2 separate regions of the Homo sapiens genome follow, and region 1 is linked to region 2. Evidence: read pairs that join two places in POLR2A ChIA-PET (ENCODE). Cell type or tissue: Panc1. All regions are shown on one strand. Links, peaks and the distances in the headings refer to the core of each region. The heading gives the core; the rest is flanking DNA. Region 1 has its middle 13 kb from the start of PYY. Region 2 overlaps MPP2 (MAGUK p55 scaffold protein 2).

Region 1 (7,704 bases), core at 1,132-6,131, 66 kb after region 2:
GCAGGCGGATCACTTGAAGTCAGGAGTTCTAGACTACTCTGGCCAACATGGTGAAACCTCGTCTCTACTAAAAATACAAAAATTATCCAGGCGTGGTAGCACACACCTGTAATCCCAGCTACTCAGGAGGCTGAGACAGGAGAATCACTTGAACCCAGGAGGCGGAGGTTACAGCGAGCTGAGATCATGCCATTGCACTCCAGCCTGGGCAGCAGAGTGAAACTCCATCTCAAAAAAAAAAAAAAAGAAAGAAAGAAGGAAGAGAAGGAAGGGAAGGAAGGAAGGAAGGAAGGAAAAGAAAGAAAGAAAGAAAGAAAGAAAGAAAGAAAGAAAGAAAGAAAGAAAGAAAGAGAAAGAAAGAAAAGAGAGAACAGAGAGAAAAGAAAGAAAAAGAGAAAAATAACCCTGACCAGGTGCAGTGGCTCACGCCTGTAATCCCCCAACACTTTGGGAAGCCGAGGTGGGTGGATCGCTTGAGCCCAGGAGTTCGAGACTAGACTGGGCAACATAAAGAGACCCTATTTCTACCAAAAATACAAAAAAAAAAATTCTGATATGGATGGTCAAAATAGGAAAAAAATACAAAAAATAGCTGAATATGATGGCATGCACTTTTAGTCCCACTACTTAGAAGGCTGTGGTGGGAGGATTGCTTGAGCCGAGATCAAGGCTGCAGTGAGCTGTGAACGTGCCACTGCACTCCAGCCTGGTGACAGAGAGAGACCCTGTCTCTATAAAGAAAGTTATGTTATATTACCATCATTTTTCTTTCTTTCTTTTTTTTGGGGCAGTGTGAGGGGACAGGGTCTTGCTCTGCCATCCGGGCTGGAGTGCAATGGTGCAATCAGCCTCCTGAGCAGCTGGGACTACAGGTGCATACCACCACATCTAGCTAATTTTAATAGTGTTTTATTCTTTTATTTTTGTAGAAATAGAGTCTCAATATGTTGCCCAGGCTGGTCTAAATTTCTTGGGCTAAAGCAATCCTCTCACCTCTACCTCCCAGCTATTCTGTCCTTCAAATGCATAATCAAACTATTATCAGCATGCAAGATCTCAGGGAATATTATGCCCATAAGCTTTTCCTGAGGAATCTACTAGAGAATAAACTTCAGACAACCAAAATGACTAGAAAAACATTGACATAAGGCCTGGTGATGAGCATTAAGTTCAGTTATGTAGAACTAATGCTGGCTGGATGCGGTGGCTGACGCCTGTAACCCCAGCACTTTGGGAGGCCAAGGCAGGCGGATCACCTGAGGTCGGGAGTTTGAGACCAGCCTGACCAACATGGAGAAACCCCGTCTCTACTAAAAATACAAAATTAGCCAGGCATGGTGGCGCATGCCTGTAATCCCAGCTACTTGAGAGGATGAGGCAGGAGAATCGCTTGAAAATTAGCTGTAATCCCAGCTACTCAGGAGGCTGAGGCAGGAGAATCGCTTGAACCCGGGAGGCGGAGTTTACGGTGGGCCGAGATTGTGCCATTGCACTCCAGTCTGGGCAACAAGAGTGAAAGTCCGTCTCAAAAGAAAAAAAAAATCAACTGTTTTCCGTAATAACTGGTGGTGCCAGTCCGTATTTATTCTGAGACGTCTGTGTAATATAGATCAAACAAATGCTATTCTAAAATAAATGGGATTTTTAATGCTACCATCTCCTGTGTCCTTGAGAACAAGAATTTACAATGTGGAAGAAAGAGGACACAGATGTCATATAGAAGAGGTTAAATAAACACCCGTCAGTCCTGACTTTGATTTGGAAATCTCTGTTTACAGAAAAGGGCTAGAAACAATGTTGAAACCAATAGCAATGAACATCCTTAGCATCCAGACTAGTCTTTTTTTTCTTTCCTTTTCTTTTCTCTTTTTTTTTCTTCCAGGTTTATTCTGGAATAATGGACAAATAAAAATTGTATATATGGCCAGGCATAGTGGCTCACACCTGTAATCCCAGCACTTTGGGAAGCCGAGGAGGGTGGATCACTTGAGGTCAGGAGTTCAAGACCAGCATGGCCAACATGGTGAAACCCCATCTCTACTAAAAATACAAAAATTAGCTGAGCATGGTGGCAGGTGCCTATAATCCCAGCTACTCAGGAGGCGGAGACAGCAGAATCATTTGAACCCAGGAAGCAGAGGTTGCAGTGAGCCGAGATCATGCCATTGCACTCCAGCCTGGGCGACGGAGTGAGACTCCGTATCAAAAAAAAAAAAAAATTGTATATATTTGGCCAGGCATGGTGACTCACACCTGTAATCTCAGCACTTTGGGAGGCCAAGGCAGGCGGATCACTTGAGGTCAGGAGTTCGAGACCAGCCTGGCCAACATGGTGAAACCCCGTCTGTACCCAAAATACAAAGTTGCCAGGCATGGTGGTGTGTGCCTGTAATCCCAGCTACTTGGAAGGTTGAGACAGGAAAATTCCTTGAACCCGGGAGGCGGAGGTTTCAGTGAGCCGAGATCATGCCACCACACTCCAGCCTGGGCAACAGAGTGAGAATCCATCTCACAAAAAAAAAAAAAAAAAAAAAAAAAAAAGAGAGAGAAACAAGTAAAATTATATTTTTTTCTAGCCATTGTAAGTACAAAACAAAAAATGATTTTTTCCTGGCATTTCCTGTTTCTGCCTATTTACATTGGTGCTCCCCAAGATGAGATGCTTGGCTCTCTTTTCTTTTTTCTTCTTCACTGTAGGGTTGTCATCTACCCCCAAGATTTTAATCACCCCCAAAATCCCTGTAATTTGCTCCTCTGCCGAGTTCCCTATCCACATAGTCCACTGTTTCTAGACATATCCCCATGGATATCTCTCAGTCAGCTTAAAGTCAATGTAGCCTAAATAGCAAAAATAATAAATCAATCTTTCTTAAGTGCCTACACTGTGCCAAGTACTATGCCAGGTACGTCTCACATATTATTTTAGTCTTCACAACACATAATGTACCATCATTAGCCTGGTTTTACAGAATATGAAACTGACACAGAGAGAGGTCAAGTCAGTAGCTCACCCTTATCTTAGCTTGTTATCTGAATTCCCAAATCTCCAGGGACCTCCAGCTCCATGAATGGTATCTCCATCTCTTCAGGTGACTGAGTTGGAAATCTTGACTTCACTCCACCAATGACCTGAGTCATTCTTAGAAAGTCTGAAGAAGGAGCATGCAGTTCTGAGGGTGGCAGCAGGTCCAGGAATTGGAATGTGACCACAGGGGAATTCCTCATAAAGGGCTGAACTTGCCTGAATGAGTTTCCTCTGGAATACAAGGAAGTCATATGAAATCGCAGTTTAGGCAGTGCATTCAAGAGTACATGGCAGACATCGTTTCGTGTTAATAACTATATCCTGCCCTTTACCCCAACACTCCCAATCCTCCTTATCTGCCCTGTTTATTCCCCAGCACTTAGCACTTTCTAGCATTCTATGTAATTGACTTATTTGTATGCTTGTTGTCTGACTACTAGAATGGAGGCTCCATGAGAGCAGAGGTTTTTGTCTGTTTCTTCACTGATATATCCCCAGTGACTAGAATAATGTGTGATACATGGTGGTGGCTCAAGTACACTTGCTGAATGAATGGATCCACATCCTCACTGTCCATGGCTGCATGGTTTACACACAGGCACATACATAAGCATGTATACACACATACACACACATGCACATACATGCATATGTCTTGAAGACAGAAGGCTATTCCTATCCCACCACAGTCCAGATCTTCATCAAAGAAGAAAGCAAAAGGCCAGACGCGGTGGCTCACACCTCTAATCCTAGCACTTTGGGAGGCCAAGGTGGGTGGATCACCTGAGGTCTGGAGTTCGAGACCAGCCTGGCCAACATGGTGAAAATCTGTCTCTACTAAAAATACAAAAATTAGCTGGGCGTGGTGGCACGTGCCTATAATCCCAGCTACTCGGGAGGCTGAGGCAGGAGAATCACCAGAACCTGGGAGGCGGAGGCTGCAATGAGCTGAGATCACACCACTGCACTCCAGCCTGGATGACAGAGTGAGACTCTGTCTAAAAAAAGAAGAAGAAGAAGAAAGCAATTCCCTAAACACTATGCACTCTCCCTTCACACACTGTGCAGGTTAGAGGGAGTGAGATATCAGGGCCTGTCCACAGCAGGCGAGCCCCATACCTCACCCCACAGAGCTGTCACATTCAACTCCCTCTGAAGCTGTGGAACTTGCAGCTCAGACCACAAACTCTGGGGCTAGGATGACTGGGTTGGCCACTGACTAGCTGTGTGATCTTAGGAAAATTACTTAACCTCTAAGGGCCTCAGTTTTGTCATCGGCCACATGTATATAACAATAGCATCTACTTCATATGGTTGTGATGGTTTAAAAAGCTATTAGGTTCCAGATGAGATGGAGTAAGCAGCCTCCACCCTGTCTCTCCTGCTGAATGCTGCTGTGAAACATGGACAGACACGCACGGGGCAGCTCTCTGAAGAGTGTGAAAGTAAACACAGCGGGGAAACGGGGGAAGAAAGCCAGAATTCAACGTTCCACTGAGCTGAAATGAGTTTCTCATTTTTCCTCTGATATTCCCCAGCCTCGATACAAGACAGCGCCAAATCCAGAATGGGCACTGGGGCTACGAGAGGGATCAACAGGAGAAATGCTCGTTCTGCCTCGAGGAGTGGAAAGGGAAGGTCTAGCACTGAGAGAGAGAAAAGGAACTCCATTTTTCTCTTCTTCATTCTCCCGTGCCCCAGCCCCGAGACAATTCCATGGGAGTAGCAGTGGTGACAGTAGTATCAGTGGCTGCAGGGTCCACAGACAACCAAATCTTTCCCTCTCCGATCAAGAGTTGTGGGCCAGGGGCTGTGGATCATGTCTGTAATCCCAGCACTATGGGAGGCCGAGGTGGATCACTTGCGGGCAGGAGTAAGACACCAGCCTGGGCGTGTATGTGTGTGTGTTTATTTTTAAAAACAGTTGTAGTCCCAAGAAGGAGAACCCCTATAGCTTTCTTCTCTCTGTGTCCTCCTGCCACCTGGCCCTGAACACGGACACAATCATAGGAAGTGTGCAGTAGAGCGGGATAACTAAAGAAGAAATAACACTGATTTTACACAATCTCTTCCAGAAAATAGAACAAGAGAAAATACTCCTTCGTTCATTTTATGAGGGCAACATTACCCTGAGACCAAAATGAAACAAAGATATTGTAAGAAAAAAAAACTACAGATCAATATCTCTCATGGACATATATGTAAAAATCTTCAACAAAATATTAGCTGGCCAGGCGCGGTGGCTCATGCCTACAATCCCAGCATTTTGGGAGACTGAGGCAGATGGATCACTTGAGGTCAGGAGTTCGAGAGCAGCCTGGCCAATGTGGTGAAACTCTGTCTCTACTAAAAATACAAAAATTAGCCAGGTGTGGTAGTGTGCACCTGTGGTCCCAGCTACTCGGGAGGCTGAGGCAGGAGAATTGCTTGAACCCAGGAGGCAGACGTTGCAGTGAGCCAAGATTGTGCCACTGCACTCCAGCCTGGGCAGCAGAGTGTGACTCCATCTCTAAATAAATAAATAAGCCGAGCTCAGTGGCTCAAGCCTGTAATCCCAGCACTTTGGGAGGCCAAGGCGGGTGGATCGCCTGAGGTCAGGAGTTTGAGATCAGCTTGACCAATATGGTGAAACCCTGTCTCTACTAAAAATATAAAAATTAGCCAGGCATGGGGGCATGCGCCTGTAGTCCCAGCTACTCAGGTGGCTGAGACAGGAAAATGCCTTGAACCTGGGAGGCAGAGGCTGCAGTGAGCCAAGATCGTGCCACTGCACTCCAGTCTGGGCGATAGGGTGTGACTGCATCTCAAAAAGAAAAAAATATTAGACAACTGAACTCAGGAATATATAACAAAAAAAAATGTATATGTTACAATCAGGTGGGATTTATCCTGACAATGCAAGGCTGGTTCAATATTCAAAAATCAATCACTTGGCCAGGTGCAGTGGCTCACACCTGTAATCCCAGCACTTTGGGAGGCCGAGGCGGGTGGATCACTTGAGGTCAGGAGTTCTAGACCAGCCTAATCAACATGGTGAAACCCTGTCTCTACTAAAAATACAAAAATTAGCTGGGCCGTGGTGGCGGGCACCTGTAATCCCAGCTACTCCAGAGGCTGAGGCAGAAGAATCGCTTGAACCCAGGAGCAGAGGTTGCAGTAAGCCAAGATCTCACTACTGCACTCCAGCCTGGGTGATAGAGCAAGACTCTGTCTCAAAAAAAAAAAAAAAAAAAGCAAATGCTCATATTGATTGATAAAGAAAAACCATTTGACAAAAATTCAAAATCCACTCACAATTAAAAAACAATACTCTTAGGCCAGGCTGGGTATCTCACGCCTATAATTCCAATGCCTTGGGAGGCTAAGTCAAGAGGTAGGTATTGCTTGAAGCCAGGAGTTCAAGACCAGCCTGGGCAACATAGTAAGACCCTGTCTCTACAAAAAAAACTTTTTTTTTTTTGAGATGGAGTCTCGCTCTGTCACCCAGACTGGAGTGCAGTGGCGCCATCTCAGCTCACTGCAACCTCTGCCTCCTGGGTTCAAGCAATTCTCTGCCTCAGCCTCCCGAGTAGCTGGGATTATAGGTGCCCGCCACCGCACCCGGCTAATTTTTTGTATTTTTAGTAGAGATGGGATTTCACCATATTGTCCAGGATGGTCTTGAACTCCTGACCTCATGATACATCTGCCACGGCCTCCCAAAGTGCTGGGAATACAGACATGAGCCACCACGCCCAGCCAAAAGTTTTTTTAATTTGTTGGGCATGGTGGTGCCTGTAGTCTCAGCTACTGGGGAGGCTGAAGTGGGGGAATCGCTTAAACCCAGGAGTGTGAGGTTACCGTGAGCCATGATCACACCACTGTACTCTGCCTGGATAAAAAAACAAGACCCTGTCTCTTAAAAAAAAAAAAAAAAAAAAAAAAAGCTGGGGAAGGTGGCTCATGCCTGTAATCCCAGCACTTTGAGTGGCTGAGGCTGGAGGATCATTTGAGGCCAGGAGTTCAAGATCAGCCTGGGCAACATGAAAAAACCCCATCTCTACTAAAAATACAAAAATTCCTGGGCGTGGTGGCACATGCCTGTAATCCCAGCTACTCAAGAGGCTGAGGCATGGGAATTGCTTGAATCCAGGAGGCAGAGGTTGCAGTGAGCTGAGATTGCACCATTGCACTCCAGCCTAAACGACAGAAGGAGACCCTGTCTAAAAAAAAAAAAAAGACAGTGAGTGTAGTACAGGTGAAATGACAGATAGCTAGGTCAATGGAACAGAATAGACAGTACAGAAATAGACCCATGCAAATATGGCAAATTGATTTTTGACCAAAGTGCAAAGACAACTGAATGGAGAAAGGACTCCTAGAACCGCCAGCATAGTCAGGACACAGAAGGACTGTATCACTCCGAAGGACCCCCTAGTACTATCCCTGTGTGGTCAGGCCTCTCAGCCCTAATGTTTGCACCCACTACCATCACTATAGTTCTATCTTTTAGGGAATATCACACAACTGGAATAATACAGTATGTGACTTATTGAGACAGGCTTTGTCCACTCCTAATGCCCTTGAGATGACTCCAATTTGTTCTGTGTATCAATAGTCCATTCCTTTTTCTTGCTGAATAGTAAATATGCCAATATATTAATGTGGTTTGTTTACTCAGTTACCCATTGAAAGACATT
Region 2 (7,704 bases), core at 1,323-6,322:
AAAACACCCACATTTGGCCATCATATCCCTGCTTAAATAATGTAAAGCCTGCCAGGCACAGTGGCTCATGCCTGTAATCCCAGCACTTTGGAAGGCTGAGGCAGGCAGATCACCTGAGGTCAGGAATTGGAGACCAGCCTGACCAACATGGAGAAACCCCATCTCTACTAAAACTACAAAATTAGCTGGGCGTGGTGGCACATGCCTGTAATCCCAGCTACTCGGGAGACTGAGGCAGAAGAATCACTTGAACTCAGGAGGTGGAGGTTGCAGTGAGCCAAGATCACGCCATTGCACTCCAGCCTGGGCAACAAGAGCAAAACTCCTTCTCAAAACAAAACAAAACAAAAAAAACCATAAAGCCTCCCTGATACTCACAGAAGGATGCCCAAGCACCCACATACAGCCCCCAGTGCCCTCCAGACCTGCCAACCTTTGCACAGCTCGCATTGTCTTACACTTGAGGCTCAGCCTCACACCAGCCCTTCCAATCCCCTGCACACTCCTGACTCTTTCTTACCTCTGTGCTTCTGCTCAAGCTCTTCTGTGGCCCAGAATGCCCTCCCCCTCTTCCTCATTCTTCCACTCAGCTCAAGTGGTCCTTCCTCCAGGAAGCCCTCCTCACCCACCCCAGGCTGGGTTAGACACCTGTCCTTTATGCTCCCAAAATGCATAGTGTATCCACCTCTATCACTGTCATTACCAAATTGTCCTATAATTTTCTCTTTTAGTCAATCTCTCCCCAACCTGATACATGGCAGGTGACCTTAGAAAGACATACACACAAAACGCCCAAAGGCAGAAGGACAGGCAAGATGAATTCTAGAGATTCTCCAACATGTGCATGCTAGCCCGCACCAATCACACACTCCACAAGCTGGCAGTCAACAAACATCCACCCACGCACTCACCAGACAGGTGTGGGGGCAGCCCCCTCTACCTGCAGCCACTCAGGTCATCACCTGGGCATGATTTTCTTCTACAATCCCCTTCAGGGGGGCCTCTTGTGCCACATGTCCCATTCCCAAAGCCCTCTGTAGCTAATACCCCATCCCCTACTGTGCCTCCCCAAGCACAGTGCCCTTGTGCCCACCTCCCTGGAGCACTGTACCTTGGCCAGGGATCTTACTATGGGACTTTCCATAATGCCTCGAAGGAAGATCAGGTCCAGCTCTGCAGCCCCCGTGGCACTGGGGAGGGATCCCAAGTTGTCCAGGACTTGCTGCATGGCTGGGGGAAGGTACGGGCAGTGAGATACACAGGTACCAGCTGGGTACAGAAGACCAAAACACACCACAATACTTGCCACTTCCCCACCCCCATGTCCCACAGAAGGCAGCCCCTCCCCGGCAACATTCCCCTCCCTGCCCAGCACAGGCACCCCAGGCCCTTGAATGCCTGGGACAGGGATCCTGGAGGAAGGGGACAATTTCCTTGGCCTGTTCTCTCCACCCTAGGTAATGCCAGCCTGAGCAGGTGGGAGGCTCCAGGCAGCTGGAAGAGACTCTGAGGTGGAGAGAAGGGAGAAAGGGAAGCAGGTGTCAGGTTGCAGATCCTGCCCTGCACCAGAAAACCACAAGCTGTTGGGTGGATCACTTGAGGCCAGGAGTTCAAGACCAGCCTGGGCAACAAGGCAAAACCCCATCTCTACTAAAAATACCAAAATTAGCCAGGCATAGTGGTGTAGGTCTGTAATTCTAGCTACTCAGGAGGCTGAGGCAGGAGAACTGCTTGAACCTGTGAGGCAGAGATTGCAGTGAGCTGAGATCACGCCACTGCACTCCAGCCTGGGTGGCAGAGCAAGACTGTCTCTGGCCGGGCGCGGTGGCTCACGCCTGTAATCCCAGCACTTTGGGAGGCCGAAGCGGGTGGATTGCCTGAGGTCAAGAGTTCAAGACCAGCCTGGCCAACACAGGGAAACCCTGTCTCTACTAAAAATACAAAAAATTAGCTGGGCGTAGTGGCAGGCGCCTGTAATCCCAGCTACTCGGGAGGCTGAGGCAGGAAAATCGCTTGAACCCAGGAGGCGGAGGTTGCAGTAAGCTGAGATCCTGCCATTGCCCTCCATCCTGGGCGACAGAGCAAGACTCCGTCTCAAAAAAAAAAAAAAGAAAAAGAAAAGAAAACCACAAGCTCCTCACTCAACCTCTAGATGGGCTGAAGCCCAGGGCTCAGCCACCTGTACCTGGCAGGCTCAAGGATGAGACAGACAGTACTCGGAGCAAGTCCGTGAGTACAGGCCCAGAGTCAAGCAGGCAGCCACACAGGAGCCAGGGCCTGCAGCCTCCAGTCTAAGCACCACTAATTCAGTGTGACATTGTACAAGTCACTGTCCCTCACTGGCCTCAGTCTTTCCTGCCTGTAAAATGGATGGATTGGGCTAGATGATGTTTACAGGCCTTCAGCTCTGAGTGACAATGATCTATAATCACTGAGAAATTAACATGGATGATAGGAAGTCAAAGCTGAGGCCTGGAACGCTGGCAGGAGCTAGGGAAACAGGCACTGGAGGCCTTGGTGTGACCCAAAGGCTGAGGTCACACCAAGTCATCACAGGGATAAGCAAACTCTCAGCCCGAAATGGGACATAATGGAGGACACGATAACACCTGCAGCTGGGCCGCAACAATGCCCCCGAGACCTGAGGTGAGGGCTGCCTTCACTCACTGACAGAGGTGGGAGTTCCAGGCTGTGGCAAGTTCCGGGGAAAGGAAGCGAGAAGCAGAATGTGCCCAGCTGGGGGCAGAGATGGGCGAAGGGTATCATTACTCTGCCACCATGCCGCCCATGCCTACATCTGCATAACAGTACCCAAGCCACGGAGGACGGCGGAGGATGCACCCCTGGCGCCTCTCAATGCTCTTGTCAGTGCCCCCCTCCTCCAGGAAGGAACAGGAGTGGGGAGGAGGGGGCACTGGAACTGGAGCTGGCAGAGATGGTTCAGGGACTCCTGGACTCCCATCTCCTTCCTCCTCCTGCTCCCTGCCTTCTCCAGAAAAAAAAGTGCAAGCTTGCCCTTCAGACCCCTCTTGCCCAGGCCGGGGCTTGGCATTGGTCAGAGACCTGCGAGGCCCTCAGTGGGCTCTGAAAGAGGCCAGGGCAGGGACCCTTCCCTTCCTGCCAGGGTATGCCAGATTCCCTCCGTTATCTAGGGGAGGACTGAGCCAAGGGAGTTGGTGCCCTCTGCCCAGGACAGCTCTCCTGAAGGTGCCCTCAGATGACCTCTCCCAGGCCACCCTCCCCAGATGCCCCGACTCTGCTGGAGGAAGGTAGGCTAAGGGGCCAGCTGCCCCGCCCCCATCTGGCCCGCCCTTCCCTACCTTCCCTCTGGAGCTCCGCTTCCTCAGAAGACTCCAGGGATATACCCTCCAAGGAGACCCCGCTGCCTGGGCTGCCTGCCATGGCGGCCCCCAGACCCGGGGACTCCCGGAGCGTCCTACACGCCGCCGTCTACCGCCTCCCCAGCCAAAGCCTGGCCGGGCTGGGGAAGGCGGGAGTCGAGGAGCGCCCTCTGAGGAACCAGCCAATGGGAAGGCTCAGCCGCCGTGACCGCCTTGCTGATTGGCTAAAGCCCTGACTGGCGCTGCGCGGTGCAGAGCAGGCGGTAACCCGGGTGGGAGAAGAGTGGTGGGAGGGAGCCCTAGTCCCACAGATTGCCCGATCCCCAGCATGTCAGTGTCGGTGGGGATGGGGAGGAGGCGGCTAACAGGAAGTTTTGAGGAGGGGGTAGGCATGCTGCCCCTTCAAGACTGGCGCGGTACTCCGAGACCCTCCCCTCACAGCCAGCTTCAGGAGACCCGAGGGAGAAAAGTCTTGGCCCATCTTGTCCCTGTACCCTCTTTTCTAGAAGCCCCTCCTCTAATACACCCCATGCCACCTCCTCCCTATGCCCTCTGACCTCTGCTCTCAGTCCCCTCTCCAGGCCCTGTTTCCTTTACAATAGTCCCTCAGTCTAAGGAAGTCCCCAAGAACGACTCAGCCCTCCACCGGGAGGCAGCCTCACTTGGGCATGGGGCAAATACCTCAAGCCTCAGACGCCTCCCCCTACCCACCCTTGGTCAGCCACTGGGAGGCAGGGTACGTGGGGGAGGTGGCATCGCTGTGGGTAGGGATGGTGCCCCAGCCCTGCTTACCCCTCGCCTCACAGCAGCTTCTTCCCCTCCCCCATCTCCCATGAGTTCTTCCTCTTAATGAAGGGGATGATGCCCAGGAAGCAAGTCAGGCATCTTGGAACTCAGTTCCCCAGAAAGGAAAAATGAGGGCACATTTGCACACAGGGAAAAGTGTGGGCAGAAGGGAAGGACTCAGCTCCGCTCCGGTGACCCCATTCCTCTGAGATCTTGTGCCCAAGAGGCCACCATCAGGGTACTGCAGCCTCCACTCAGACATTCCCTGAGGAGTGGCACCAGGTCGCATTGCACCCCTGGTTGCCATGACAGTAGAATTACACACCAGGACAGTAACCCAGGGATGGAGGAGAGATTTAAAGGGACAGCTCCACCTGAAAGCAGCCACATATCCCAGCCTTGATCCAAAAAAGGGAGGGAATCTGGTGACAGGGGAAGAGGGAGCAAGGCTGCAGGTCAGGAGATGCCAGGTTCAGGATCTCTAAGTTCTCAGCCCAGTGCCACTGTCCATTTATCTCCCAAGTCTCAGGAAAAGGGCCCCTGACTCTACCCAAAGTAGATATGGGGTCTCCCTGCAAGAGGAATACACCCATACCCTTTCCCTCCCTTCAACCATACTGACCCATGGGGAAGGGCGGAAAAAGGATCTTATTAGCTTTGCCCTTTGCAGAGTCCAAGGCAGGGATCTCCCAGGGGAGGAGGAGGGAAGGGGAGCCTGAACTCAGAGGCAGGGACACAGCTGTCTCTCTATCCTGTGGGAAGTATAATGACCACCAGATAATAAGGGGCAGAATCCACCATTAGATTTTTGAAGCTGGGAGCTAATGTAGCTCAGGATAGGACAGAGGCTGCCTGAAGGAAGAAAAACACTTTGTACTTCTTCCTTTGAATATGAGAAGCCAGGAGCAGCCCCTCGAACAACATGAAGGGGAGCAGGAGCCCCAGGAGTCCTTTGAGGAAGCAGAACCCACCGCCACACCCCAAGGCTCCACTCCCTGTCCCCCATCCTCCCCCACCACGCCCCCATCAAGTGGTCTGCAACAACGAAGCCAAATTGCTGGGCTTGCTCCTCCTCCTACGCCCCAGTCAGGCACTATTGGTGGGTTTACTGGGCAGTCCCGGCTGGAGAGGCCATTAAGCACAGGCTCAGGGGTGGGTTTAATTAATGCCTAAGCAGCTTACAGTGGGGCCTAGGCAGGCTGAAAGAGGCAGGGAGACCCCAGGGAGCCCAGCAGGCTGGACAGGAGATGGGGGACTGAGCCCTCTGATGCTGCAGAAGCTGGGGACATTGGTGCCATCCCTCCACTGCAAGGAGAAGAGGCCTTTCCTGGACAAGTGTACCACAGTTTAGGCCCTGGCTCACTCCCTTCACTTTCTCGGAGAGGAGGCACAGAGGAATCATTCTACCCAAAGTGGCAGCCCTGGAACCTCTGGCAGAGGCAGTAGTGGGGCCTAGAGCAAGGGAAGGAGCTGCATGGGAGGGAGGCATCCAGGCAGGGGGAAGTTCAGACAACTCAGAGCAGAACCATAGCAGTTCCCAGCTGCCCGGGCCTCAGAGGGCCTCTAGCACAGGGAACTTAACCTTCTGGGGTCCTGCGTGCACTACGGGAATCCATGATCCCCTAGAGTAGAATATACCTTTTGTGCATGGATGTATATGTCTACGATGAGGGCTCACTGCTGTCACCAGATTCTAAGTGACTCAGGACCAATAAAATTAAGAACAGGCCAGGTGTGGTGGCTCATGCCTGTAATCCCAGCACTTTGGGAGGCCAAGGCAGGTGGATCACCTGAGGTCAGGACAGCCTGGCCAACATGGTGAAACCCAGTCTCTACAAAAATACAAAAATTAGCTGGGCATGATAGCAGGTGCCTGTAATCCCAGCTACTTGGGAGGCTGAGGCAGGAGAATCACTTGAACCTGGGAGGTGAAGGTTGCAGTGAGCCGAGATCCCACCACTGCCCTCCAGCCTGGGCAACAGAGGGAGACTCCATCTCAAAAAAAAAAAAAAAGAAAAAGAAAAAAGTTAAGAACACTGATCTTGTCCCATCATCTCATCTTAGGGAAATCTCAGGTCTTCAAAAGGAGGTGACTGTTTCAAGGACACAGGGTTAATGCCAAAATAACAACTCAGGCCAGGCACAGTGGTTCACACCTGTAATCCCAGTAGTTTGGGAGGTCGAGGCGGGTGGAGTACTTGAGCTCAGGAGTTTGAGACCAGCATGGGCAACATTTTTGTCTTTACGAAAAATACAAAAATTAGCTGGGCATGGTGGTGCACACCTGTAGTCCCAGCTACTTGGGAGGCTGAGGTGGGAGAATGACTTGAGGCTGGTAGGCAGAGGTTGCAGTGAGCCAAGCTTGCGCCACTGCACTCCAGCCTAGGCTAAAGAGCCAGAACTTGTCTCAAAAACAACAACAACAACTTGGTGGCAGCGGCAGCAACAGCAGCATAATAATTATGACTATTCCTAAAAGTAATGTGCTCTCCCATTACAGCCTTTGCGTCTCACAGCAGCCTCTTTACAGAAGAAGAAATGCGAGCTCCAAGAGGTTAAGCAGTTTGCCACTGAGGCTTTGCTAGTTTGTCTGAGTGGCCCACTCCCTTGTCCTAATGCCTCCTACAGAGCCACGTCCAGGTATCCTAACCTGGTATTCTTGTTCCTTCACTCACAGCTTCCTGGTCCCCAGTACCCCCTGTCCACCTCTGGCACATGCTGGCCTAGTGGGCAGCGATTATGGACTTCTCAGCCCCAGGCTGTGCTGCTGTAATCCCTCCACCCCCAAGCCATTCTCCAAGGCCCAGCTCCGGGGCCACCTCCTGAAGGCCTGGTCCTATGCCACTGCCCTCCAGCAATAGTACGGGTCACCTCTGGAGCATGCATCCCCTGCCCTCCACGGAGGTGAGTTGTGCTCCAGCCCTACACTGGAGCAGGTATGGGTCTTATTCTTTCTCTTCTCCGTTCCAGCACAGGAACCCACACAGAGGAGATGGCCACAGCAGCTGCCAGAAGGAATGGCTGAGTGGTAGGGTGGACAGCAGTGGAGCCAGTTGGTTCTTATCTGGAGCTGTGCAAGTGCCCACCCCTAAGTCCTCGCCTGGCACCCTCTGAACCACTGAAATAAGCTAACATCCTCACCCCCTTCTTACCAGTTTCAGAGTTGGTGGCGGCAACCGGCATGGTGAAGGAGGCAAGGGCTCTGAAACGTCTCTCCTGGAGAGGGGAGAGAGGAGGATGAGCAGATACAAGGGCAAAGCAATGGGGAAGGGAATAGGAAGAGCCTCCCCTTCAGGACGAGCCAGAAAGGTAGGGGAGAAGGTGCTGCCCAGAAAGTGGGGGTTGGAGAACAACAATGATTCCAACGGTCCTGGGAAGCAGGAAGAGCAGGTATTACTCGCCTATTTCTCTGAGGAGGAGGAGACCAGGGAGGATAAGGGAGGTTAACTGATTTGCCCAAGTTCACAAAGCTAATAAGGAGAGCTAAAATGAAAATCCAGGTTTTATGACTCAAAAATAAGTATATAAATAAAGTGTTTCTTCCTGTTGTATTTTTTGTTTGTTTGTTTTTTGAAGA

Evidence for each region. ChIA-PET counts read pairs that join two places held together with the same protein. Peaks named below come from ENCODE experiments on the same cell type or tissue, not always from the same donor. Only the 100,000 strongest peaks of a DNase experiment are listed, where the experiment ranks them.
Region 1: POLR2A ChIA-PET joins it to region 2 with 5 read pairs; 3 of 35 experiments call an interaction of 5 or more read pairs at or near these places.

Annotation. Positions count from the first base shown.
Region 1 is chr17:43,963,277-43,970,980 of GRCh38, forward strand. It overlaps a transcript of PYY not described here. Among named protein-coding and RNA genes, the nearest start is that of PYY, 13 kb to the left of the region's middle. In Panc1, for the core only: no CTCF peak of the experiment used is centred there; no DNase peak of the experiment used is centred there.
Region 2 is chr17:43,897,151-43,904,854 of GRCh38, forward strand. It overlaps MPP2 (MAGUK p55 scaffold protein 2), which reads right to left. Exons shown (of 13, transcript NM_005374.5): 2 at 7,280-7,343; 3 at 1,112-1,230. The coding sequence starts at 7,310. Among named protein-coding and RNA genes, the nearest start is that of MPP2, 6.5 kb to the right of the region's middle. RefSeq lists a silencer at 3,394-3,473. In Panc1, for the core only: no CTCF peak of the experiment used is centred there; a DNase peak (open chromatin) is centred at 3,591; H3K4me3 peaks cover 1,205 bases.